Regions from separate parts of the Mus musculus genome. Here regions 1, 2, 3 and 5 are each linked to region 4. A link is a loop called in an ENCODE intact Hi-C map of the cell type or tissue named here. Cell type or tissue: gastrocnemius. All regions are shown on one strand.

Evidence for each region. Peaks named below come from ENCODE experiments on the same cell type or tissue, not always from the same donor. Only the 100,000 strongest peaks of a DNase experiment are listed, where the experiment ranks them.
Region 1: it touches region 4 in a loop (3-fold over the local background); 18 of 42 quality-filtered maps call a loop at or near these places.
Region 2: a loop joins it to region 4, with 2.3 times the contacts of the local background. A loop is called at or near these places in 14 of 42 quality-filtered maps.
Region 3: it touches region 4 in a loop (5-fold over the local background); 14 of 42 quality-filtered maps call a loop at or near these places.
Region 5: a loop joins it to region 4, with 20 times the contacts of the local background. A loop is called at or near these places in 15 of 42 quality-filtered maps.

Annotation. Positions count from the first base shown.
Region 1 is chr14:51,860,851-51,865,850 of GRCm38, forward strand. No RefSeq gene overlaps it. Among named protein-coding and RNA genes, the nearest start is that of Ear6, 9.6 kb to the left of the region's middle. In gastrocnemius, a CTCF peak has its summit at 2,964 (motif pointing left); a DNase peak (open chromatin) is centred at 2,948.
Region 2 is chr14:51,872,533-51,877,532 of GRCm38, forward strand. No RefSeq gene overlaps it. Among named protein-coding and RNA genes, the nearest start is that of Mettl17, 9.8 kb to the right of the region's middle. In gastrocnemius, no CTCF peak of the experiment used is centred here; no DNase peak of the experiment used is centred here.
Region 3 is chr14:51,825,044-51,830,043 of GRCm38, forward strand. It overlaps AY358078 (cDNA sequence AY358078), which reads left to right. Exons shown (of 9, transcript NM_194347.1): 9 at 872-1,316. The coding sequence ends at 1,253. It also overlaps the pseudogene Gm6047. Among named protein-coding and RNA genes, the nearest start is that of Ear6, 26 kb to the right of the region's middle. In gastrocnemius, a CTCF peak has its summit at 2,990 (motif pointing left); DNase peaks (open chromatin) are centred at 3,012, 3,782 and 4,295.
Region 4 is chr14:51,769,412-51,774,411 of GRCm38, forward strand. It overlaps Ang4 (angiogenin, ribonuclease A family, member 4), which reads right to left and starts at 4,179. Exons shown (of 2, transcript NM_177544.4): 1 at 4,101-4,179. In gastrocnemius, a CTCF peak has its summit at 2,118 (motif pointing right); no DNase peak of the experiment used is centred here.
Region 5 is chr14:51,096,009-51,101,008 of GRCm38, forward strand. It overlaps Rnase4 (ribonuclease, RNase A family 4), which reads left to right. Exons shown (of 2, transcript NM_201239.3): 1 at 1-465. It overlaps Ang (angiogenin, ribonuclease, RNase A family, 5), which reads left to right. Exons shown (of 2, transcript NM_007447.3): 1 at 1-465. Among named protein-coding and RNA genes, the nearest start is that of Rnase4, 2.5 kb to the left of the region's middle. In gastrocnemius, a CTCF peak has its summit at 2,510 (motif pointing left); DNase peaks (open chromatin) are centred at 409 and 2,495; H3K4me3 peaks cover 435 bases.

The DNA of each region.
Region 1 (5,000 bases), 91 kb after region 4:
ACTAGTGCCTAGTATTTGCAGAACCTGAGAACTTTCTTAAGCAGCAGTTGTTGTGCTGGCCTCCTAGGACATTGAGCAGCTGGTCCTGTCACCTTCCAGAGACCCTGGGAGAAGAACAACAACAAGAATGAGTGTGTCTCTGGTAAATAAACCACAGGGTCTACTGACCTTCAAGAACGTGGCCTTGGACTTCTCACTGGAGGAATGGGAATGTCTCAATTTTGCTCAGAGGACATTGTACATGGATGTGATGTTGGAGAATTACAATGATCTGTTGTTTTGTGGAAAATCATTGCATACATGGAAAGTATGGGAAGGTCTTGGATGAAGACATCCAGTACATTGTCCATGAACACATGAATATTCAAGAGAAGTCTTCTAAATGGGATGAGCTTAGCAAGGAATAGACAACACCAGGATGAATGGCAGTATGGGACACCGAACCATCCAGGGAAAAGTAGAAAAGGGATGAACCCTGCAACTCGAACCATCCAGGGAAAAGTAGAAAAGGGATGAACCCTGCAACTCCTCAGAACTTTTGGGTGAGGAGGTTGCACTTGTAAGAGATAAGTCTCTACTCATCTGTGATCCCTGTATTCACACCATTTGCTTCATACCCTATAAAGTACAAAATATTTCCCAGGCCTATGAACAAACTGTCCCATTTCAGCAAGAAAACTTGAGTTTACATAGTCTTAAATGATTCAGTACTCTGAGAAAAAGTATATCCTTGCTCAATGAGAGCAGGGTGTCCATTCTTCCTTTTGATATGGGGTTCATTGGAAAGATTTGGGACAACTTAAAAAGGTCTTTTGACACATCCTGGATAGTATCTTGTGCTATAATGGGAATAATAATAATAATAATAAAGAATGACAATGGATTTTTTTCGGAAGGAGGAGGGAGTTTCAAGGCAAAAGAGGGGATGATTTTATAATGAGCTTTAAACTAGAACCCATGTTGTATGGCTTTGTTATTATCACATGAACATTCATGATTACAGTAAGTTATTTAAGGACTGCTCGTGCAAGTATATAATGCTTCAGGCATAGGCTGCCCTTATTCCACTGAGATCTCATTCCTTACCCCACCCCTCTTCTCAGTGCTTTCCAAGCTGAGCCATCTCACCATCTCTTAACACTCCATACCACTGCAAATCAGCAAGAGAGCTCACGTACACCAATGCAAAGTCCATTAGGATTCCATGGCTCCTGCCATGATTCCAACACTTTGGGAGGAAAAAGTCAGAAGATTCAGGTTGGCCTGAATGACATACTCAGTAAACAAGAAACCTCAAAAAGCCATAACTCCAAGGAGAAGAGCTGGCAGGAGAGAGAAAATGGAAGATAAAGGGGACAGGCCTGAACAGGCAACCAGTGTTGGTATGCTAAGCCTGTTTGTCCCTCCTGCACCCTGAGTGAACTAGTTGCTTTTCCTTTAACACAAAAAGATGGCAATCAGGTCCTGTTTGCTGGAACAGACAGCTTCTTCAAACGTGTTGTCCATAACAATGTTGTGATAGGCTTACCTAATTTCCACTAGCTGACTTGTTTGTGTGCCTAGCTCTATACTGTTCTTCCTGCAAGTTCACAGTCACAGTAAAGGGGTACGACGTGGCCATGAACTACAAAGCAAAGGATAAAGTCACAAAATAGAAGCAGAGACCTGATGCCCATATCTCTGTTCTGACTGAACTATACTGTGCCTTTTAAGTTTTGAAATTAACTACAAATATAAAAATTTAATGATTTCAGGAGAGATGGCTCATTGGCTAAGAGCACTGACTATTCTTACAGGGTTCCTGACTTTGATTCTCAGCAACCACATGGTAACTCACAACCATCTATAATGGAATCTGATGCCCACTTCTGGTCTGTCTGAAGACAGTGACAGTGTACTTACATATATTAAATAAATAAATAAATAAATAAATAAATAAATAAATAAATAAATATCTACAGTTTTCAACCTAAAATAATCCTTATTTCTGCCTTCTGAGAAATCAGAAAATTTGGACAGTGTGGATCTAAATTTCCTGGATGCCACACCCAACAGAATCTGAAGTAGATGCTTCCTTCAGTGGCATCAGACACGATGGCACAAGCTTTTACCCCAGCACTTGATAGGCAGAGTCAAGTAGCTCTGAGTGAGTCTGAGCCTAGCCTGATCTACACAGCAAATATCAAGCCACCCAGAGCTAAATAGTGAGACCTGTCTCTGAAAAAACAAAGATATAAAACAAAACAAAAACAGTCCTCAGCTCCTGAGAAGGTGGGAGGTAGTTTATTCAGTAACCCAACACTGAGGAGACAATGCCAAGACTACTACTGGTTCAAAGAGAGTGATCTGGCTGAAGGCAAATCAGTGAGAAGCTGGAGAATTGGTAGGACCTACAGCCTCGTGCTGGATAAATGCCATACACTGAGCAGGACCAGAGCTGCTGAGCCCTGGAGTCCCTGAAAACACTATGATACTAAAAAAAAGGTGTTCTTATGGATAAGACTGATATATAAAAGCCTTGTAGGTTTGGGAAGGATACAAGAGCTAGGGGTGTCCTAGAAACCAATATGCAGCCTCTAAATTACTGTCTCCAAGACTTATCCTAACTGCTTTCATCTCTAGTGTGTTCTAAGCAGCCGTATCCCAGAATAGTGTCATCAAAGGGGAAGGCTGCTGAACATGGAAGGACAACCCCACTGGGATGATATCTCATTTCAGAGTAAAGCAGGACCCCCATCTCATACCAGTTTCCCTATTAACACACTAAGAAGGTTGAGCAGTCCATTGAGAGTTACAAAATTCTTAGTCTAGTAAAGAGACTCTAGTTGAGAAGATTCCAGTGGGAAGAACATCCACATCTGTGTTTTCTGTGTTTCAGGAGGAAATGAGGCCATCCCTATGCCAGGTCCTCCTTTCCCAAGCCCTGCACCAGCACAGGAATGCATAGCCCGCTCCTGCCCTCTGCTGACCACAAGGAGCTCTTACAGACCTCACTGTGGGCTAGCTCATAGCCCAACCTTTCTTAGCCTCCTGCAGGTGCCCAGCTTCAGCCTCTTCTTCTCTTTCTGAGACTGCACACTCTGCAGGAGATCTCCACCTCAACTCTGAAGTTGTCAAAGTGCTGTTCAGCCCTCAGATTTGGGAGTCACCTGTCCCATTCTGTCAGCCTGCAACATCACCCCAGATTCTGGTCTTCTTTTGTGGAATGAAGGATCTGTAATAAAAGACCTCATAGATTCCTTTCATCTCAGAATCTCTCTAGTTCTTGGAGTCACTGAATAAATGTGGGTGCATGTGCATATGTGTACATGTGTATGCATGTGTGTACATGTGTGTGCAGGAATGACTATGGAGGGGGCAAAGGTCAATCCTGAAATGTTTTAGTATGTAAGTCTGATTTATTTCAACAATTGCACTTAAATTTAGAAGAAATGTCTGACTTTATGCATGAAGAAAAACTATATTCCTCTATATGTGTGTGCTATAGTCTCTTCATTACACACACACACAGACATGGGAAATGGTCTTTTTATATTTATATACACACACATGTTCAGCAGTATACACATGTATAGTACTTCTGTAAGTCACACAGGTGTTCAGTAGACTTATCACACACACGCTCATACACACGTATGCAGGAGTCTTTCATTCCTATACACACAAGCCTGTGCCGTAGTCTCTTCATCCCTATACACACATGTGTGTGCAAAGGTCTTTTCATCTCTATATATATACATAGGTGTGTAGTAGCCTCTTCATCTGTATATACATACAGGTGTATACAGTAATCCCATCATCTCTAGATGCACACAGATGTACAGTGGTCTCTTCATTCATATGCAAAGGTGTATGCAGTTACCTCCTCATCTAAGACATCTTTTCCAGTTTCAATTCCCCAAGATTGACTCCATTAAGTGGGCAGAAGCAGCACAGGATGCAGAGAAAGACAAATGCCCCATTCAGACGTTTTATTATAGTAGTTGTTCAATCATATTGATGGTTCCAGTTAGTCTCTTATTATATCTAATTTATAAGTTGAACCATCATAAGTATTGTGTTTAGAAAATAAAAACATACTACTGTACCAATGATGTCCAGTACTATCCACAGTCAGGCATCCACTCACAGTCTTATGATCTGACTCCTATCACAGACACCAGTGTAAATCCTTAGCCTTCACATCTGTCTAAGCAAGTAATGTGTTCCCTTGCATCACTCTCCCCAACTCTCCGACTGGCGGGACAGAGTTCATTCTTCCATCCATAGCTTTATCTCAAACTTCAATTTGAACAATTCTATGTGGAAATGTGCTTTTTCAAAAGAATGAAGAGCTAAGGATGACAAAGAAAATGAAGGCCAGGGTCAAAAGATTTCTTTGCTTACCTCTGCTCACAAGAGAGGAGAACCCAGGCAGGCTCTGCTCTCTTAGCACTGCAGAAATGCTCCTGTTTGTTAGGACTGTCCTTCAGCCATTCCACAGACTGAAGCAAAGAAGCAAAGACTCGTGTCTCTTTGCTCTGATCCCTTAAGGGAGGTGGGATGCTAGATGGGAACTCTTTCCCACTCAGACTTAACCAGGAAGTCTGGACCTAGAGACAATCATCAAGCAGCCAGTTGTTAGCATATCTAGAGAACACAGAAACTGGACTCTCCATACCCATAGGCAGGTCAGTCCTCTGAAACCAGAAACTGGAGGAACAGGACTTTAATTACTGTCCAAAAGAATGGAACCAGATTCATATCTCTGGCTCTAGAAGGAGGATATCTTTAGCTGCCTAGAAGGTCATTCAGGGATAACTATCTAAACCTGGCCTCAGAGGCCCTAACCCTTCTAAGAATACTGAACTTGGACTTTCTGATTCACAAATTGATTACAAGTTTGTCTCTTTTTTTTAAGATTTATTTATTATATGTAAATACACTGTAGCTGTCTTCAGACACACCAGAAGAGGGCGTCAGATCTTGTTACGGGTGGTTGTGAGCCACCATGTGGTTGC
Region 2 (5,000 bases), 100 kb after region 4:
TGTGTGTGTGTGTGTGTGTGTGTGTTTGTAAATCATACTCTTCAGTGTACATAATTAATTTACAGTATACATGTAGCATTAAAAACACATAAAATATCACATATCTATATCACATATATTTTTACTGTATATACTTCCTTAATTTAATATATGCACGCACTATATATGTATAAAATGGCAACAACAAAACGGTTCCACATTCACCCTCTGAGCCTGTGAAGAGGGTCTGTGGTAACAGAAATTCAAACCTGAAAAACTTGTGAAATGAAAAGAAATGCTGCCAAAATGAGCAGCACAGATCTGACCCCACCTCCAAGCCCAGCCATACCCACCTCAGTGCCTTTGCTCTTGCCACACAGCAAGGTTCTCTGCACACACTCCCTCACTCTTCTCCTCTCCTTCCTTACATCCACTCCACTGAGGTGGCTGAGGATCACGGAACAAAGGAGGAGTCCAGCAGATCTGCCTGTCTTTTGGAAAAGAGGATAAATGCCCTGGAGCAAGGCAGATTGCACCAGAGGCCTGTAGACTGCAGAAGGACAGACAGCCGTGTACTTTACCCCACAGTATCCTGACGGTCAGTGACGTTGAACTGTTTCTCATAGGTTAGTCCCACTCAGAAAGCAAGGAGACAGATTACAGCAAATACTGGTGGGTGGGTGCCAGAGAGATCCTCTATACGTGGCTAGTAGGAATGTATAGTGGCTACTGCAGCCACTATGCAAATCAATATAAGGTTCTTCAGACAGCTGAGACCAGCTTTCCATGAGAACCCACACACAGGCACTGAGAATGTGCCGACTTCTCCAGGATGACATTCAGACCTATGGTGACATCGGGCTAAGACCCTGCAGAGAAACCCATGCGTTAGTTAGCTTGAGTTCCTTAGAGTAACAGTTGTTCATTGAAAGATTCGAAGATCTGGTAGGTGTGATGTTGCATGTCCTTTACTCTCTTGTATTTGAAGGTGTTTGGTTGGTGGGCTTGCAGAACCCTGGAGACCCTTCTCCTGCTCCTGATTACAGCACTGGTTGAAACTGTCCGAGATCCTGCATGCCGGTAGGCATGACAGTTAGTCAACTAAGAACCTCTCACACTCCGGAAACAGTTGCTCCCCAGTCCCCCACTCTGCCTCTAATGGCTCAATGCCTACAACCCACCATCACTAATGACCAATGAGCCAAGTTTCCACTGTCACCATCATTGTATGGTCCCTATGCGCATGTTCCATGACCCCACCTCCAACCTCCACTCTGATCCCTGCCTATAAAACCAGCCATCATGACCTGGTCTGAGGCTTTCTCTATCACTGCTCAGAGGTGGCCATTTTGTGCCTGCCCCCAATAAATCTCTTTCATGAGGTCTGCTGTGGTGTGATTTTGTGGTATTCCTTGGCCCAAGAAGGCCGAGATACTTTTTCGCTGTAAGACCCTCTCAGTGACCATGTCTGCACAAAGTTAGGGCTGAAGAAACACGTGATCAAGGCAGCAGAAGCAAAAGGAGGGTTGTTGTGAAAACCATTATTTTCTGTGAAAGTTGTGAAGTGAGGATTAGTCCCTGTCTCCTCTCTCTCTCTCTCTCTCTCTCTCTCTCTCATTGGCAAGAAAGGCCAGGGCCAGTGAGATGCCTCAATAGGTAAAGTAGCTTTCCATCAAGCCCAATGACATGAGTTTGATCCTCAGGACCCACATAGTGGAAGAGAACCAACTCCAACATACTGTCCTCTGGCATCCATACATGTGCCTGTGCATAGGCTCTCTCTCTCTCTCTCTCTCTCTCTCTCTCTCTCTCTCTCACACACACACACACACACACACACACACACACACACACACACTAAATGAATGTTTAAAAGATGTTTTAAATGAAAGAAAAATACCTTATACAAAGTGTCTCTACTCTAATTCCTCCCCACCTTTCCTTCTCTCTCTTCTCCATCTCAGAAACTGGCTTAGTCACCACTCTTCCTTCACATCTTCTGTGCACTTTTTTTATTTCTGTGCCTCTGCCATAGCACAAAATAGTTTCTTAAAGAGCAATTTACACATTTTCTTTATGATTTATGTACTTTTATTTTATGCATATTGCTGTTCGTCCTGCATGTAGGTGTGTATGAGGGTGTCAGATCCAAGGAACCTGGGGAGTTACAGACAGGTGTGAGCTGCCATGTGGATGCTAGGAGTTGAAGTCAGGTCTTCTGGAAGAGCAGCCCAGTGCTCTTAACTGCTGAGCTATCTCTGCAACCCTGGCCCAGAATATTCTTAATCATATTTCTTAAAAAAAAAAAAATGTGTCTTTTCCAGAGGGTATGTGCATGTAACTGTAGGTGCTCATAGAGACCAGAAGAGGGCGTGAGATCCCTTGGAGCTGCAGATAGGGTTATTGTGAGTTGCCCATTGTGGGCCCTGGGAAATAAATTGCAGTCCTATAAAAGAGCAAGTGTCCTGTCCGCTCTCGACCAGCAAGAATGACACGACCACCAGTCCTTCTAACAGCAGTTTATTCAGCAAACTTCAGTCTTCCTCTCTCTTCTTTCTCTTTATCTATCTCTCCCAATAATAATAATCCTCTCTCGAATAATAATCCTCTAACTAACCCGGGCCTCTCACTCTTATATACTCTCAGCCCTCATCCACTCACGGCAGGCCACGTCACCTCACCAGGCACGCAGCTTCAGCTAATCAGGGCAGCAGGGGCATATCTCCACCAAAATGGATTCGCCAGTATCCTGGTACACCTGCGCAGCTCCCATGATGGTTGTGGCTTATATTCAGGTGAGGAAGTCAAGTGCAAGTCATAAGACTTAGCTGCAGTCCCTGGTGCCTTCTTGGGACTGCCGCCACACCCGCTCCTCACAAGCAAGTACTCTTAACTCTCTTAACTGCCGAGCCATCTCTTCAGCCTCTCCTAATCTTGGTTCTTGCTTCCAGATTTGTTCAGAAAACTAGAGTAGATGGAGCTGTCACCTAAGAGAAGGACCACATCCTTGTAAAGAGAAGACAAGACTCCCCCATCTCAAAGAATACTTGATTTTTCACCTGAACTGCTCAATAAATGCCAAATGTGCCTTTGCAATTTGCTTTGGGGATTAGAATGGTTTTTTTTCTTTTATGTTGGGGGTTTGAATCAAGGTTCTGTGAGAAGATAATGGTATTTCTCAAGTAGGGAATTTGGAATGCCAACAAATGCAGGATGGAACATAGAAATGGCTAGAATCGTTAGGTCAAGTGATGTAGCCATGCTAAGAAGTCTTTCTGAAGAAAAGAAGCCTTGCTGTGCATTATATAATTTGAATGTGCTTGCCTGATTATCAGAATTCCTTGTTGAAGTGGAAATGTTTAACTCTGTTATCAAAGGACCTATGTGGATTAAAAATGGGGTCTTGCATCCGCTCGGGGCCACTGAGTGAGGCAGGATGCCGAGGGAAGGTTTGACTGCTGTGCACACCCATGGAACTGCTGGGTGGAAGTCTGCTGTGAGAAGCCACAGGACCCCACTCCGGGGTTGGGGAAGGCACAGTCTGAAGTCCCAGAGGACCTGCCGGAGTTAGGCAGCACAGACACCACTAGGGGCTTCAAAAGAGACAGTTCTGGGGTCCCTGGGTCGCACAGAAGCCAGAGACATCAGGTTCTCAGTCTTGGACATCTCCGACACTGCTGGATGTCGTGGAAGAGCTGAGAACAGAGTGGGGACCCTTGGGCAGACTGGGGGGAGGGGGGAAGCAGGGAGGGCGCAAAGGAAAAAGGGTAGAAGGAGAGAGCTCTGGCAGGTTACCATGGGGGCGAGAGTCCTTGTCTTGCCTGGTGGCTTGTTCAGTGGGGCTTGGGTTGGTGGTGGCTGTGGCTGGAGCGCAGAGAGGCCTCACTGCGGGAGGTTAGACATACAGCTCTCTAGAGGAAGACCTGTTCCATTGCTCTAGCATGGTGGATGAGAAGAGGCAGTCCATGGTTTTAAGGAGTTTATTGTAGAAAGGCAGAGAGAGGGAGAGGGTAGAGAAATAGAGGGCGGCCATGGCTATGTGAAGAAAGGGAGGGAAGGCAGACAGAGGGGGAGCAAGAGAGCAAGAGTAAAAGCAAGAGAATAAGAGGTAAGAGAGAGGGGAGGAAGCAAGCAGCCCCTTTTATAGAGGGCCTGGTCTACCTGGCTGTTACCAGGTAACTGTGGAGAGGAGCATACCTGACTATTTCCAGGTAACTGTGGGAGTGGAGTTCTAACAGAATGTCAGGAGCTTGGAGTATCGGGGGCGGGGGCTGGGGGGGGGAGCCTGTGGGAGGCTGTAGCTGTGACAGGAGTCAGGGGCTCAGGAGTGGTGCCCACTTTCCTTGAGTGTCCTGGTTTCCTGGCTCAGGTTTTAGGCATCAGGATAGATGGTTTTGCTGACTGCTTATACTTTTAAATCGGATCTCCCTATGTTCTTGTAAACTAAGGCAAGTATTTCCCAATCCCATCGTATAAGGAGATAACAGAGCCTCTGTGATGTCCCACGAAATAAGGCGTGCTGCCATTGGCATTCAAAACTTAACTGCATTCTGCTTGACCTGCTGTGATACAGCCTGCAATCCCAGCTACTCTAGAGCCCAAGGCAAGGGGAGCACAAGTTCAAGGCCTGCCTTGCGCAAGCATCGCAAGATCCTGTCTCAAAAATAAAAAAATAAAAAGTTGCAGAGTTGTAACTCATTTGGTAGAGGACTTCTCAAGCAAAAGGGGAAAGGATGAGAGCTGCAGAGAGAAGAGGGAAAGGAGAAAAACAAGAGACAGAGGAAAAGAGAAAAGGAATTGGGGAGGGAGCAGATAGACTGCCTAACTCTACCCTCTAACTGCTCTCTCGGGCCCCTTATCCAGTCCCGCCTGCTGTCTGCCCACTCTTCTCAGGACCACAGCTCCATGATTCCCCACAGCTGCCTCTACCCTCCAGTGAGAATTCCTCACATTCAGTCTTCACATCATGCCCCCTTCTTTACCCTCTCTGAGGCTGAGGATCGCTCATCGTGAAGAGCCAG
Region 3 (5,000 bases), 56 kb after region 4:
TGAGAAAGGACACTTCATACTCATCAAAGGAAACATCTACCAAGAGGAAGACTCAATTCTGAACTCCTATGCCTCAAGTGCAATGGTACCCTGATTTGGAAGATACCTTTCTAAATCTCAAAACACACATTGAACTGCACACAATAATGGGATATTTCATCTCTCTACATTCACTGATACAGAAATTAAATAGAGATGCAGTGTAAGTAAGAGAAGTTATGAACCAAATGGATTTAGCAGATATCCACAGAACATTTCACTCCCAATTTTAAAAAGGATACCTTTTTATAAACACACCATGAAACCTTCTATAAAACTGACTATATAATCAGACCCAAAACAAGCCTTAAAAGATACAAGAAGATTGAGAGAAAAACACATATCCCATCATATCACCAGGAACTAAGACTGGTCTTCAATAACAACAAGAACAACACAAAGCCCACATATTCATGGAAACAGAAAAACTATCTACTCAATGATAACTTGCTCAGGAAAGAAAGACTTTCTGTAATTCAATGAAAACAAAGAAGCACCACACTCCATCATTTGGGACACAAGGAAAGCAGTGTTATCAGGAAAATCCTCAGCACTGAGTGCCTTGGGGAACTGGGGGTAGCAACCAGATAGTCCCAGATAACAGGAAAACAGGTGAAAACGCGGGACGGCGGCCTACATGTTCCAGGGCGCGGACTACCAAGCTGGCAAATCAGGTTCCCGGTCCATGAAAAGCCCCTGGGAGGAGAATCGAGCGATCTTTTTGGAAGTCCAGAAGAAGGTATTTCTTCAAGCAAGTCTAATAGGATGGCATCTAATATTTTCGGACCAACTGAAGAACCTAAAAACATACCCAAGAGGACAAATCCTCCAGGAGGCAAAGAAAGTGGGGGATCTTCGATGAATCAACTCCTGTGGAAACTCGTCAACGTTTGAATCCACCCGGTGGGAAGACCAGTGACATATTTGGGTCCCCAGTCACTGCCACTGTGCCTCTGGCACACCCAAACAAGCCCAAGGATCATGTTTTGCTGTGTGAAGGTGAAGACTCTAAGTCTGACCTGAAATCTGCAACAGACTCCACACCCAGAGGAGAGCAGGGCGACAAAGGAAGCTCAAAAGAAGTAGAGCATGCAAAGATACCGGAGCCCACAGCTACAGTTGACAGTCATGAGCCCAGACTGGGGCCACGACCTCGCTCCCACAACAAAGTCCTGAACCCACCAGGAGGCAAATCCAGCCTCTCCTTCTATTGAGAAGCTCCTGCTCTGCCTGTAACTAGATCAGGCAGAGATTGAATTGAATGTTAGTGTTTCCTTTAACTCAAATGAGCTGGGGTGGGAGAGGGTTTGTCATGCGTGTGGGGTTGACTGCTCATAGGCCTTGTTGTCATGGGCAGAGCTGCACAGAGGACTGCCAAGACATACATTGTGGGGTAAACTGGGATGCTCTGGTCCCTCCTCTCTAACTGCTCTCTATGAAACACATCTGTAAAGTTGTGGGGAAGGCAGAAGAGCTGGGCCGTTAACAGAAGGATTCCAGGGTCTTTCTTGTCCTTGTGTTAGCAGGCTGCTGGCTGTTGGGCATATAAGTATGGTTTGGTTAGAAAAAAAAAACCCACACTACTCTCACTGTGGGCTGGAGGAGACACACACAAACAGAAACTCTTAAAGTGGAGTCTGCACTAACTAAGCCTTTCAGGAAATGCCTATCACTAAATGCTTCCCCCTCTGAGATGCCTCAGAACCCTAATGTCTTCTCTCCTTCCCCCATTATGTCACTCTGTAGTATTGAAACATGACTGCTCTTTTTGGTAGCAGTCAACAGGAAGTCAAGCCGTTATTCTCAGTCCTATCCTGGGTGGAAGGGTTTTTTTATACACCAGTCTTCTGAGTTGTCCCATACTGCACCTAAAATCATGGCCAGGTCTGAGATAGCAGCCTGTCTTCCTCTACAGCTGGCTTAGTTCCCTTCATGCCAGATTTGCTTATGGGTTGTTCCTTTTGTTTGTCTCATCAGCCTTAAGCATAGGCCTTAGTTCTGCACCTGTGAGGGGTTCTCCCTGTTCATGGTTCTTCCTGTACAGAAGGTCTCTGGCCTCCGCAGGGCCATATATGTCCAGGTATTGGGTGGATTCCTGTTCTCCTGTCTTGCTTTGCTCCTATAATTGGGAGGAAAGCTTGCTGAAGGATGTTGGGTTCGTTGGCTGCTTTACCAATGTATGGAAAGGTGTTTTTAGTGTCAGCTCCTTATAAATGCCTGTGCATTGCTTCAACGCTTAGAAAAGTGCTACTCTCTACACCAAAGCACAAGAGCTGCCTTTAGAAAGCTTTAGACTTCTTGACCTTGCTCATAAACAGTGCTCCTTAAGCCAGGATACTAAGTGTTTTGGCAGAAGGTCAGAGCAGTCATTTGACAGCAGAGGTAGAGTCATGTCACTTCCTGCCAGGCAGATGTCCCTGTTCAGCCCTTGGGGGGTTCCTTCTTTCCCCTCTGCTGTGCATCTGTGGAAGGGGCTTCTGAGCGGTGCTACTTTTGCTTCTAGTGCCTACAGAGTGACACACCGACCTACAAGTGCCTGCAGGAGCCACCTGCCAGGCTCTGCGTCCTACCCGGTCTGACCGTGGCTTTATCAACCAGAGTTTTCCTCTTCAGCTGCCCTGTATCCTGAAGCCAAGTAACAGGTCTTACATGTATGTAATTCTCTAACAACTCAAATGGCTTGTGGTTCAGTCATCATGCGCTCTATTTTGGAATTTAGAGCATTTTTTTCCATTTAAGAAAATGTCATAAATGATGTTGACTTTATTTAGCCCAGACACTAACTTTTTTAGGTTATAAGGAAATAATACAATGATAGAGATAATCCTTTTATAACTGCTCTCTTAAGTAGAAAATGATTTGTGAGTTCCAAATCGAATTGTCTCGAGGAATCTAACATCACTATGCTGATTCTGCTCTTAGCCCTGTGAGAGAAAAGCTTCAAGCGCCACCTGCTGGCCTGGATGGCTGGGAGGATATGGGGACCTGCGACAGTGGTCCACAGCAGTGGCTGCCTTATTCATCTCCCATCCTTCTATCTACTGCTGCAGCTGGGCTCGGAGTGTGAATCTGTATATTAGTGCCCAGATAAATCCAGTGATATACAATTGTCACCTACATTAAGCATTAAAACTTTTTTTAAGTGTATTTGGTGCCAATATTTTTCTATCGCTGTGTCAGAGCAAGAAACCTGTCCTTACATCATAATACTTTTTTTTGTTTTTGTTTTTGTTTTTGTTTTTTGAGACACTGTAGCCCTGGATGTCCTGGAATCCACTCTGCAGTCCAGGCTGGCCTCGAATTCAGAAATCCACCTGCCTCTGCCTCCCAAGTGCTAGGATTAAAGGCATAAATCCTAGCACCACCGCCCAGCGATAATACAATTTTGATAGGAACATTTTGCTATTTTTTATGAGGCAGAACTGGGTATAATGGTTGAATTAAACTTACTAACCACAAAAAAAAAAAAAAAACAGGAAAACAAGAGCCTTCCAGTACACCTACAGGAATGACATTAGCTGAAATACCACACAAAGGGGAAGGAGAACCTGTTGAGACAATGACCAGCGGTTAGGGATGGTCCCCCAGTTGAGGGGAAGGGCTACCCACCTATCTCTAAAATTGTAATCCAGAATTGCCCCTGTCTAAAGGAAATACAGAGACAAAGAATGGAGCAGAGACTGAAGGAAAGGCCATACAGAGACTACCCAACTTGGGCATCCATCCAACCTGCAGACACCAAACCCAAACACTATTTCAGGTGCCAAGGACTGCTTGCTGACAGGAGAGTGATACAGCTGTCTCCTGAGATGCTCTGCCAGATCCTAACCAATAGAGATGGAGATGCTCACCATCAATCATTGGACTGATTGACCCCAATGGAGGAGTTAGGAGAAGAATTGAAATAGCTAAAGTGGCCTCATCTGGCATCAGTGGGAGGGGAGGCCCTTGATACTGTAGAAGCTTGATGCCCCAGTGTAGAGGAATACAATGGTGGTGAGGCGGGAGTAGGTAGTTGGGTGGAATCTTCTGCTAAAGAACTGCTTGTGCATAACCTCCTGCCAGGAGACCTCTCTGTGTTCCCAGCCACTTCCACCACCACCAATCCCGAGCAATCCACCTGAGCTAGCCAGATACTCTCCCCTGCCCTATGGAGATATAGCCAGAGAACCCTCCTCCAGGCCCTTTCCCTTCGGCCTCCGGCCAGGGTCCACCCAAGGGTCCCTCCTGTACCCATTCTGTTCTCAGCTCTTCTCCCATATCCAGCTGCATCTGCAGTGTCCAGGACTGAGAACCTGATGTCCCAGGCCTCTGTGCATCCCAGGGACCCCAGAACTGGATCTTCCACGGTACCCAGCAGTGTCTGAGGTGCCAGAGAGTCTGAGTCCAACTCTAGCAGGTTCAGCGGAACCTCAGACTGCTCCTTGCCCACCCCCAGAGTAGGGTCCTTCGGCTTCCCACAGTCTGGTGCCTGCACAGCAGTACCATGAGGTGTGCACAGTAAAACTCCTCTAATCCACCTCACCCAGTGGCCTGAGTCCTGGGCTTGACTCTGGAACCCATTTCTTACCCCACAGTGACTATTGACCTATCATGGTACATGCTTTTAATACCAGCATTTGGGAGGCAGGCACAGGAAAATCTCTGAGTTCGAGGCCAGCCTGGTGATTTTCAGGACATCTACAGCTACACGGGTAATTCTTGTCTCAAAAACATTTGCCAAGGCTCACAAGAAATTTTTGTTTATGTTTACGGTATCTGTTCAAATTCATCTTCTTAAAAATTGAAACTATAGTGTTTTATACAAGTTATATATTGCAAGTTATGATGTGCACTCACTGATAATTGGAGTTATCCTGGCTTGAGTCCATAGGTGACACCACCTCTCTTCTGGTCTCATTGTTGTCAGCGGGCTGATTCCAGAAAGATTGCCACAAAACCAGCACCTTACCAATGCCTGT
Region 4 (5,000 bases):
ATTTCATAAATTCATTGTTTTTAATAGCTAAGTAGTACTCCATTGTATAAATGTACCACATTTTCTGTATCCATTTCTCTGTTGTGGGGCATCTGGGTTCTTTCCCGATTCTGGCTGTTATAAATAAGGCTGCTATGAACACAGTGGGGCGTTACAAGTGTCCTTATTACAAGATGGAGCATCTTCTGGGTATATGCCCAGAAGTGGTATTGCTGGATCTTCTCTTATGGACTTTTAAAATGTTATTTCTTAGGAAATTTGAAATTTTGAGAACTGGGAGATAATAGATATTGAGCAATTTCTGATCATATCCTTAATTCTTTGGAGAAAAAATATAAAAAGATCATCCTGAGACATAAAACCCTCCTCGTGGTGGGGCTACAGAGATGGCTCAGCAGTTAAAAGTGTATATTACTCTTCTGAGAGCCTGAGTTTCAGTCCCTGCACCCACACTAAGCTGCTCACATCCACTGGCAACCCAGGCTCCAAGGGATCCAATGCTCTGACCTCTGTGGACACCAGGAACTCTCTTACACATACCTGCCCACACACACACACTCATACACTTAACTTAAAATGATAAAAATAAAACTTAAAAAAGGTCACTACAGGGAGGAAATGGTCAAGTAAGTAAAAAATTGGACTCCATGACAAGCACTTGTATTCCTGGTGCTGTGGAGGTAGAAACACGAGGATCCCTACCAGCCAGCATTGTAATTGGTGAGGTTCAGGTCCCAGAAAACATGGTACATGGTACACGGCTTCTGAGAAACACACAAACCTGCACCTCCACACAGAACCCCATCATATCAGATGACCATGAGTGCCCCCACACTTAGCAGGAGAAATCAACTTTTATGTTTTGATTTTTTTGTTGTTTTGTTTTACTTTGAGACAGGGTCTTGCTATGTAGCCCAGGCTGGGCCCAAACTCTTGATCTTCCTTAAGAACTACCACACCTAGTTTATGTGGTTCTAGGGAGGTGGAGCCAGAAGAATTGGAAGTTCAAGATCATCTTGGTCTCTATAGCCAAATCAAGGACAGCCTGGGATACAGGAGACCTTGTCGTAAATAAATAAATGCAAGGAATGTTGCATCTTCAGCCAGCCTAAGGGAATGTCAGTTAAAGAGAAAATCAGCTCCAAGTAAGTTTTATTTTGTTTGTACCCTGCATTTTGTTTCTCAGCTGCATTAAGTTAACCATTAATTTTATTTTGTGTTTCCCTCATGCGTAGGTCTGAACACTTTTACTTTTACTGTGTGTGTGTGTGTGTGAGCATGTGCACATATGTGCATGTGTGGGTGTGTGTGCATGTATGTGCATGTGCGGGTGTGTACATGCATGTGTGTTTGGGTGTATGTGCATGTGCGAGTGTGTGTGTGTGTGTGTGTGTGTGTGTGTGTGTGTGTGTGTGTGTGTGTGTGTGCTTGTATGTGATGTGTGTAGAAGGCTGAGGTCCTGGACCTCAGCCTATAATCTGCTCAGTAGTGCAGAGTCAGGAGTATAGCTTGGAATCTAGGAGGTCAGGGGTTGAAGGCTCTACTGAGCATGTGTAAGATGGGTGATGGAGTGGGAAGTGAACTGCCCTTCTAATTAGCATCTCACTCTAGCCCACCGTTTCTATTTCATGATAACCAAAGACTCAGTATAAGGCTATAAAGAACACCAAATTCTTGGTCATTTCACAGCGCTAAAATAACAAACTTCCATAAAGAATAGCAGATTATGATCTGTAACAGAATCAAATGTGTGTGGTTTTTTTGTTTGTTGTTTCGTTTATTGAGAAGAGATGGTGCACACGTGCAGAAGGCACGACCACCCCTAAAGAGTTACCAGCATTTACTTGTGTCGACTACTTCACCAGAGCTGCCGGGCGCCATGACACCCACTTGCTGAGCTCTTTATGTTTGTCTTGGGATGCTCTTTCTTGGATGTAATTTCTCTTTTAAAATGAGGAAGATCTGGGTGTGATGCTGCAATCATGCCTGCAATCTCAGAGCAGGCAAGGAGGACTGGGTCATGTTTTGGGACTAGCCTGGCTACCTCCAACCTAAACAACAAAAAAAATAAAAAAATAAAAAAAAAAAATAACAAGAGCTGGTAATACTCAAAAGGATCAGCAGGTGGCAGCAGTGGATAGGGATGTTGCCATTCAGTAGCAGGACTGTTGGCTCTTGTGAAGATGCCAACCTATACTTAAAACCCAGATTGTGGGGAATGGGTATTGGTAGGCTCAGTCAGAGTGCCTAAAGTTGCCAGGTTCTGGGTATTTAGGACACCAAAGCAAAAGCAATAATGTGGAGGATCCAAATGCTATGGATACCATAAAGCAAGCAGTTACCAGCTATCGTGACTGCTCTTTCCAAACACACCATGTGATCTTAGGGAAACAACCATTTATCTATCCATACTTCCTGCTGCTCTATAATCTACAGCCGAGAGGGATCTGTATTCTTTACCTTGAATCATAGTGCTGGCTTCACAGCAGACTCTCAATATCTCTCTGGTAGTTACCTTCCTGTTTCTCTTTAGGCCTATGCTTTACCATCCATAAATGAGAGGGGGTTCCAGCTTTGAAAGTCTGTGGTTCTTACTAAACTAATGGATTCTTTACCGGTTTCATCTAGCAACACTGGAATTGCAGCAGCAAATTTAGATAATCTCAGTTGATGGTAGAAGGTAGCAACTGATAGATATCAGTGATGGGGTGACCTTGGTCCAGTTTCACTGAAACACATCTTCCCTGAAGTATCTCTGCGTAAGGCAAGGCTCTGTACCATGAACACTACATAGGGGGGGTCTTCATCCTAAAAAGATACTTGCTATTTAGGCTTTGGAAACTCTCAGGCCTATGTGGGCAGAAAAGGGGTTACTTGCTTCTAATTTGCAGAAATTCCACATTAATTTTTACCAACCCACCCAATGCAGTCTCTCATAATGGTTTCTCTAAAACACCCAGGAAGCAACTTCCAGCAGGACACCTCAACCACCAGTGTCTACTGTCCACTCCCTTGAAACTGTCTCACTGTGTGTTTAACTCTAAAACTCCCCTCAAAGCCAGGCAAGGTATAACTGTGAGAAAACAAGCAAGAGTGTTATTGTTAGGGAGTGCAGATGTAAATCTGCCATGGCTAAAGGTGCTGAACCTTAGTCACCTACACAATGACTGTCATTCGTATTTCTGCAGTGGAATAGTTCCAACTCTTGTGCAGACTCAGTTTACCCATTCTTAACCAGGTAGTGCTCACAGGAATGGACCTCCTCTGTTTCTCTGGGTTGGCAGTGCTTTGTAGCCTATACATGTATAGCAAACTACCTGCATCAGGGGTGGCAATGTGATAAACACCCTTTTCCTAGGTATACTCTTGCTACTTTGTGTATTCTCTGTGTATCCTCTCAACAGTCCAGCTGATGGAACACCTGATGCCTGGTCTTCCTCCTCCTCTCTCCTCCTTACTTCCGTCAACCTACCATCTTATGATCTTGGTTCATGTTCTACTTTGTTTTTAAAGAGCATCCATAATTTTTTTAAGGAAAGAAGCAAGGAGAAAGTACTGCTGAAAACACTTCCTGGCTTGGGGTTTTCTTTTTCTTTTTGGAGACAGGGTTTCTCTGTGTAGCCCTGGATGTACTGGAACTCACTCTGTAGACCAGGCTGGCCTTGACTTCAGAGATCTGCCTGCCTCTACCACCCCAGTGCTGAGATTAAAGGTGTGGGCCACCATCACCAGACTTGGGGTTTTTCTTATTATTCCTGCCAAGCCATATGCTTGTTATGGAAGAAAACACGGCAGGTCACATGCCCTTCTGCAAATGGCTTCCTAAGCGTCTGGGGGCTTTTAATCACAATTGAAGAAACCCTCCTATATCTCCATCTCCTTGCTCAAAATCCCATTAATTGCTTCCCAGATACAAACCACACCAAAGGAACCTGTTTTCATTTTAAATTTTGACTCTCAATTTTTTTCTTTTTAATGCGAGAGTTTGGGTCCAGAAAGCGTAAGGGGGGATAATCGGTTTCACTAAAATAGATGAACTGCTAGAAAGAGCACAGAGGAAAAGAAGCAGAGAGTTGAACACCCACAAGGAAGAATCTTACCAAAGCTGGCCAGCTTTCCTCCAACTGGGGACGAGTCTAGCTGTGTGCTCCTGGAGACAGGGTCCTTCGGTGTCAAGCTAGAGACTCCTCACAGGCTGGTAATATATAGTGCTCGTGTGACGGGGTGGGGAAACCTATGTATCTCTACTTTGGCAGAGACTTGTAAACCAAGGACACTAATCACGGACAAAGAATGAGTCACTCACCTTTCCCTGAGCATGCCTGGGACAGATAGTAACCACCTGGTGGACCACACATTTTTTTCAGGGAAGAGAATGAGTACTTCCTGAGTTCCTCTTCCCTCCATCCATCTGCAGGAAAAAAATATGGCTACTCAAACTCCTGTTCTTTAAAGCACAGTTGTAAAACCAGCTGTCTACATCTAAGCATTATGGGGACCATGTACAGAAGGAATTATGCATGTCTGCTCTGCTTATGAGGAAATGCCAAGATCGAACAGTAGACAAGCCACGGGGTCAGACTTCGAATACCCAGACACTACACAGCAGGGAAGTGAAGAAGTCTATGAGAATTGTTCTAACATATACATCTTCAGGGCTGGACAGATAGCTCAGTGGTTGCGGGCACTTACTCAGGCTCAGTTCTCAGACCCACATGGCAGTTCACCACCATCTGTAGTGATGCCTTGGTCTGGCCTCCCCAGGCATTGCATATGCGTGGTACACAGACATATATATATATATATATATATATATATATACATATATATATATATATATATGCAATTTTAAAAATTGTTATACGTTTATCTTATATCTAGGGCATGATTGCATTATTTTAGCTCTTTGTCAATTTCTAGATTTTCCTTCATCATTGTATAGATATTTGCATGTGATTTTGTGAGACCCCAACTTAGAGCATTTCTCCCTGGAAGGTAAA
Region 5 (5,000 bases), 670 kb before region 4:
TCACTCCTTCCTTTAGACTTCTTTCAAAGTAGTTCCTGAAGTTGGCCTGAACGTCAGGGATAATATGTTTTTGGATCTATGGCATATGCACAGTGAAACTTCAGTCCTACCCTGAGCAAGGATAAGGACCATACACATAAGGAAAGAGGCAGCTTAGGAACAAAAGGCCGTGCTTAGCAAACATTATCATTGCTGAAAGAGATGTGTGGTCCACCAGGTGGTTAATATTTGACCCAGGCATGCTCAGGGGAAAGGTGAATGACTCCTTGTTTGCCCATGATTAGTGGCCTTGGTTTACAAGTCGCTGCCAAAGTAAAGATCCTTAGATAGGTTCTCCCCACCCCGTCACATGAGCACTGTATATTACCAGCCTGTGAGGAGCCTCTAGCTTCACACCGCAGGACCCTGTCTCCAGGAGCACGCAGCTGGACACATTCCCAGTCGGAGGAAAGCTGGCCAGCTTTGGTAAGATTCTTCCTTGTGGGTGTTCAACTCTCTGCTTCTTTTCCTCTGTGCTCTTTCTAGCAGTTCATCTATTTTAGTGAAACTGACTAACACCCCTTACGCTTTCTGGACTCAAACTTGCACATTAAAAAGAAAACGAGTAAGAGTTAAAATTTAAAATGAAAACAGGATTATTTGGTGTGGTTTGTATCTGGGAAGCAATTAATGGGATTTCGATCAAGGAGATGGAGATATAGGAGGGTTTCTTCAATTGTGATTAAAAGCCCCCAAAGGCTTAGGAAGCCATTTGCAGAAGGGCATGTGATCTGTCGTGTTTCCTCCATAACAAGCTTGGCTTGGCAGGAATAATAAGGAAAACCCCGAGTCTGGTGGTGGTGGTCCACACCTTTAATTTCAGCACTGGGGTGGTAGAGGCAGGCAGATCTCTGAGTTCAAGGCCAGTCTGGTCTATAAAGTGAGTTCCAGGACAGCCAGGGCTACCCAGAGAAAGCCTGTCTCCAAAAAGAAAAAGGAAAGAAAAGAAAAGAAAAAAAAAAAAAAAAAAAAAAAAGGAAAACCCGGAATCAGGAAGTACTTTCAGCAGTATTTCCTACTCAATTCTTTCCTAAAAAAAAAAAAGAAGGAAGAAAAAAGAAAAAGTTATGGACGCTCCTTAAAAACAAAGAGGAACATGAACCAAGATCAAAAGATGCTAGGTTGAGGGGAGAAAGGAGGAAAGACAGGAGGAAGACCAGGCACAGGGTGTTCTAGTCCAGTTGGACTGTTATGAAGATACACAAAGTAGGGAGAGTATACCTAGGAGAAGGGTGTTTATCACATTGCCACCCCAGCTGCAGGTAGTTTGCTACATGTCTAGTCTACATAGCACTGCCAACCCGGATTCCTGTGAGCACTACCTGGTTAAGAATGGGTAAACTGAGTCTGCACAAGAGTTGGAACTATTCCACTGCAGAAATCCGAATGACAGTCATTGTTGTGTATGCGACTAAGGTTCAGTACCTTTGGCCATGGCAGATTTACACCTGCACTCTCTAACAATAACACTCTCGCTTGTTTTCTCACAATTATACCTTGTCTGGCTTTGGGGGGAGTGTTAGAGTTAAACACACAGTGAGACAGTTTCAAGGGAGTGGACAGTAGACACTGGTGGTTGAGGTGTTCTGCTGGAAGTTGCTCCCTGGGTGTTTTAGAGAAACCATTATGAGAGACTGCATTGGGTGAGTTGGTAAAAATTAATGTGGAATTTCTGCAAATTAGAAGCAAGTAACCCCTTTCCTGGCCACATAGGCCTGAGAGCTTTCAAAGTCTAAATAGCAAGTATCTTTTTAGGATGAAGACCCCCCTATGTAGTGTTCATGGTACAGAGCCTTGGCTTACCCAGAGATCCTTCAGGGAAGATGTGTTTCAGTGAGACTGGACCAAGGTCACCCATCACCGATTTCTTCCAGTTGGTACCTTGTATCATCAACTAAGGTTATATAAATTTGCCGCTGCAATTCCAGTGTTGCTAGATTTGGCTCCTGAAACCGGTAAAGAATCCATTAGCTTAGTAAGAACCATACACTTTCAAAGCTGGAACCCCTCTCATTTATGGATGGTAAAGCATAGGCCTAAAGAGAAAAAGGAAGGAAACTATCAGAGAGATATTGAGAGCCTGCTGTGAAGCCAGCATTATGATTCAAGTAAAGAATACAGATCCCTGTCAGCTGTAGATTATAGAGCAGAAGGAAGTATGGACAGGTATATGGTTGTTTCCCTAAGATCACATGGTGTGTTTGGAAACAGCAGCCATGAAACCCAATAGCTGGTAACTGTTTGCTATATGATAGCCTTAGCATTAGGATCCTCCACATTATTGCTTTTGCTTTGGTGTCCTAAATACCCAGAGCCTGGCAACTTTAGGCACTCTGAGTGAGCCTACCAGTTCCCATTCCCCGCAACCTGGGTTTAAGTATAGGTTGGCATCTTCACAAGAGCCAACAGTCCTGCTACTGAATGGCAACATCCCTATCCACTGCTGCCACCTGCTGATCCTTTTGAGTATTACCAGCTCTTGTTATTTTGTTTGTTTAGGTTGGAGGTAGCCAGGCTAGTCCCTAAACCTGCCCAGGTCCTCCTTGCCTGCTCTGAGATTGCAGGCATGCATGCAGCATCACACCCAGATCTTCCTCCTTTTAAAAGAGAAATCACATCTAGGGAAGAGCATCCCAAGACAACATAAAGAGCTCAGCAACTGGGTGTCATGCAGCCCGGCAGCTCTGGTGAAGCAGTTGCCACACGGAAATGCTGGTAACTCTTTAGGGGTGGCTGTGCCTTCTGCACTTGTGCACCATCTCTTCTCAATAAACGAAACACACACACACACACACACACACACACACACACACACACACACACACTCACATTGGATTCTGTTACAGATCATAATCTTCTATGCTTTATGGAAGTTTGTTATTTCAGCGCTGTGAAATGACCGAGAATTTGGTGTTCTTTATAGCCTTATTCTGAGTCTGTGGTTATCATGAAACAGAAAGGATGGGCTAGTGTCAGATGCTAATTAGAAGGGCAGTTCACTTCCCACTCCATCACCTGACTTACACATGCTCAGTAGAGCCTTAGACCCCTGACCTCCTAGATTCCAAGCTATACTCCTGACTCTGCACTACTGACCAGATTATAGGCTGAGGGCCAGGACCTCAGCCTTCTACAAACAGACACATGCACACGCACGCACGCGCGCGCGCGCGCACACACACACACACACAGTAAAAGTAAGTATTCAGACTTACACATGAGAAAGACACAAAATAAAATTAATGGTTAACTTAATGCAGCTGAGAAACAAAATGCAGGGCAAAAACAAAATAAAACTTACTTGGAGCTGATTTTCTCCTTAACTAACATTTCCTTAGGCTGGCTGAAAGATGCAACATTCCCTGCATTTATTTATTTACAGACAAGGTCTCCTGTATCCCAGGCTGTCCTTGATTTGGCTATAGAGCCCAAGATGACCTTGAACTTCCAATTCTTCTGGCTCCACCTCCCTAGAACCACATAAACTGGGTGTGGTAGTTCTTAAGGAAGATCAAGAGTTTGGGCCCAGCCTGGGCTACATAGCAAGACCCTGTCTCAAAGTAAAACAAAACAAAAAAAAATCAAAACATAAAAGTTGATTTCTCCTGCTAAGTGTAGGGGCACTCATGGTCATCTGATATGGTGGGGTTCTGTGTGGAGGTGCAGGTTTGTGTGTTTCTCAGAAGCCGTGTACCATGTACCATGTTTTCTGGGACCTGAACCTCACCAATTACAATGCTGGCTGGTAGGGATCCTCGTGTTTCTACCTCCACAGCAGCAGGATTACAAGTGCTTGTCATCGAGCCCGACTTTTTACTTACTTGGCCATTTCTTCCCTGTGGTGAACTTTTTTAAGTTTTATTTTTACTATTTTAAATTAAGTGTATGCATGTGTGTCTGTTTCTGTGGGCAGATATGTGTAAGAGAATTCCTGGTGCCCACAGAAGCCAGAGGCACTAGATTCCTTGGAGCCTGAGTTGCTAGTGGATGTGAGCAGCTTAGTGTGGGTGCTGGGACCGGAACTCAGGCCCTCTGAAGAGTAATATACACTTTTAACTGCTGAGCCATCTCTGCAGCCCCACCATGAGCAGGGTTTTTATGTCTCAGGATGATCTTTTTCTATTTTCTCAAAGACTAAGGATATTATCAGAAATTGCTTTATTATCTCCTTATTATCTCCCAGTTCTCAAATTTTCAAATTTCCTAAGAAATAACAATTTAAAAGTCCATACGAAGGTCAAACTCCAGCAGAAGACACCTTTGATCCTATGCTGGATGTATGTGGTGCAGGGTAAACTGAGAACTCTGGGAGGTGATGGTAGGAATCTCCTCTCTTCTCCTCTTCAGAAAGATCTTACAGAAAAATTTAAGTCCCTTGCCTTCATGAAGAGATCTCAGTTTTGTTTTGTGTTTTGTTTTACAACACTGTCAGATCATTTGCCTATGTTAGCAGTATTACAAACATGGGAGACACTAGAAAATATTCTCTCAGATCATCCGAAGAGCCTCTGAAGATGAAGCTTGAGTTCCCCATTTTGCTCTCTAAGAGCTTCTTCTAGACCCACTTCAGGTACCACACAACGTGTTCCATTCTCCCTATGCACTGCATAGCAACTCTGCCCTCTGGGAGAAGTAGACCTGCACCCTTCATCCCAAGGTGATCTCTACAGCTTTCATCATTAATGTGGAACTGAGCGACTGCCTGGAGTCCCCAGCCTTGGGGCATGGGCTGTCCTGTGTTCTTGATCCCCACAAGTCATTGGCTCTCAGCTCCTGTGTTATGATCCATCTTGCCTCAGGAACCCCCATGCCTCCCCAATGGATGCCACATTTCTGTTCTGTGCTTTTCTGTCTTTCTTTCTTCTTCCTTGACCACCCCCTTCTCTCAACCCAAAAAACCCAAAGTCTTGTACATTATCCAGCTAGGGTGGAACTTCAGGATTCAAGCAATCCTTCTGTCT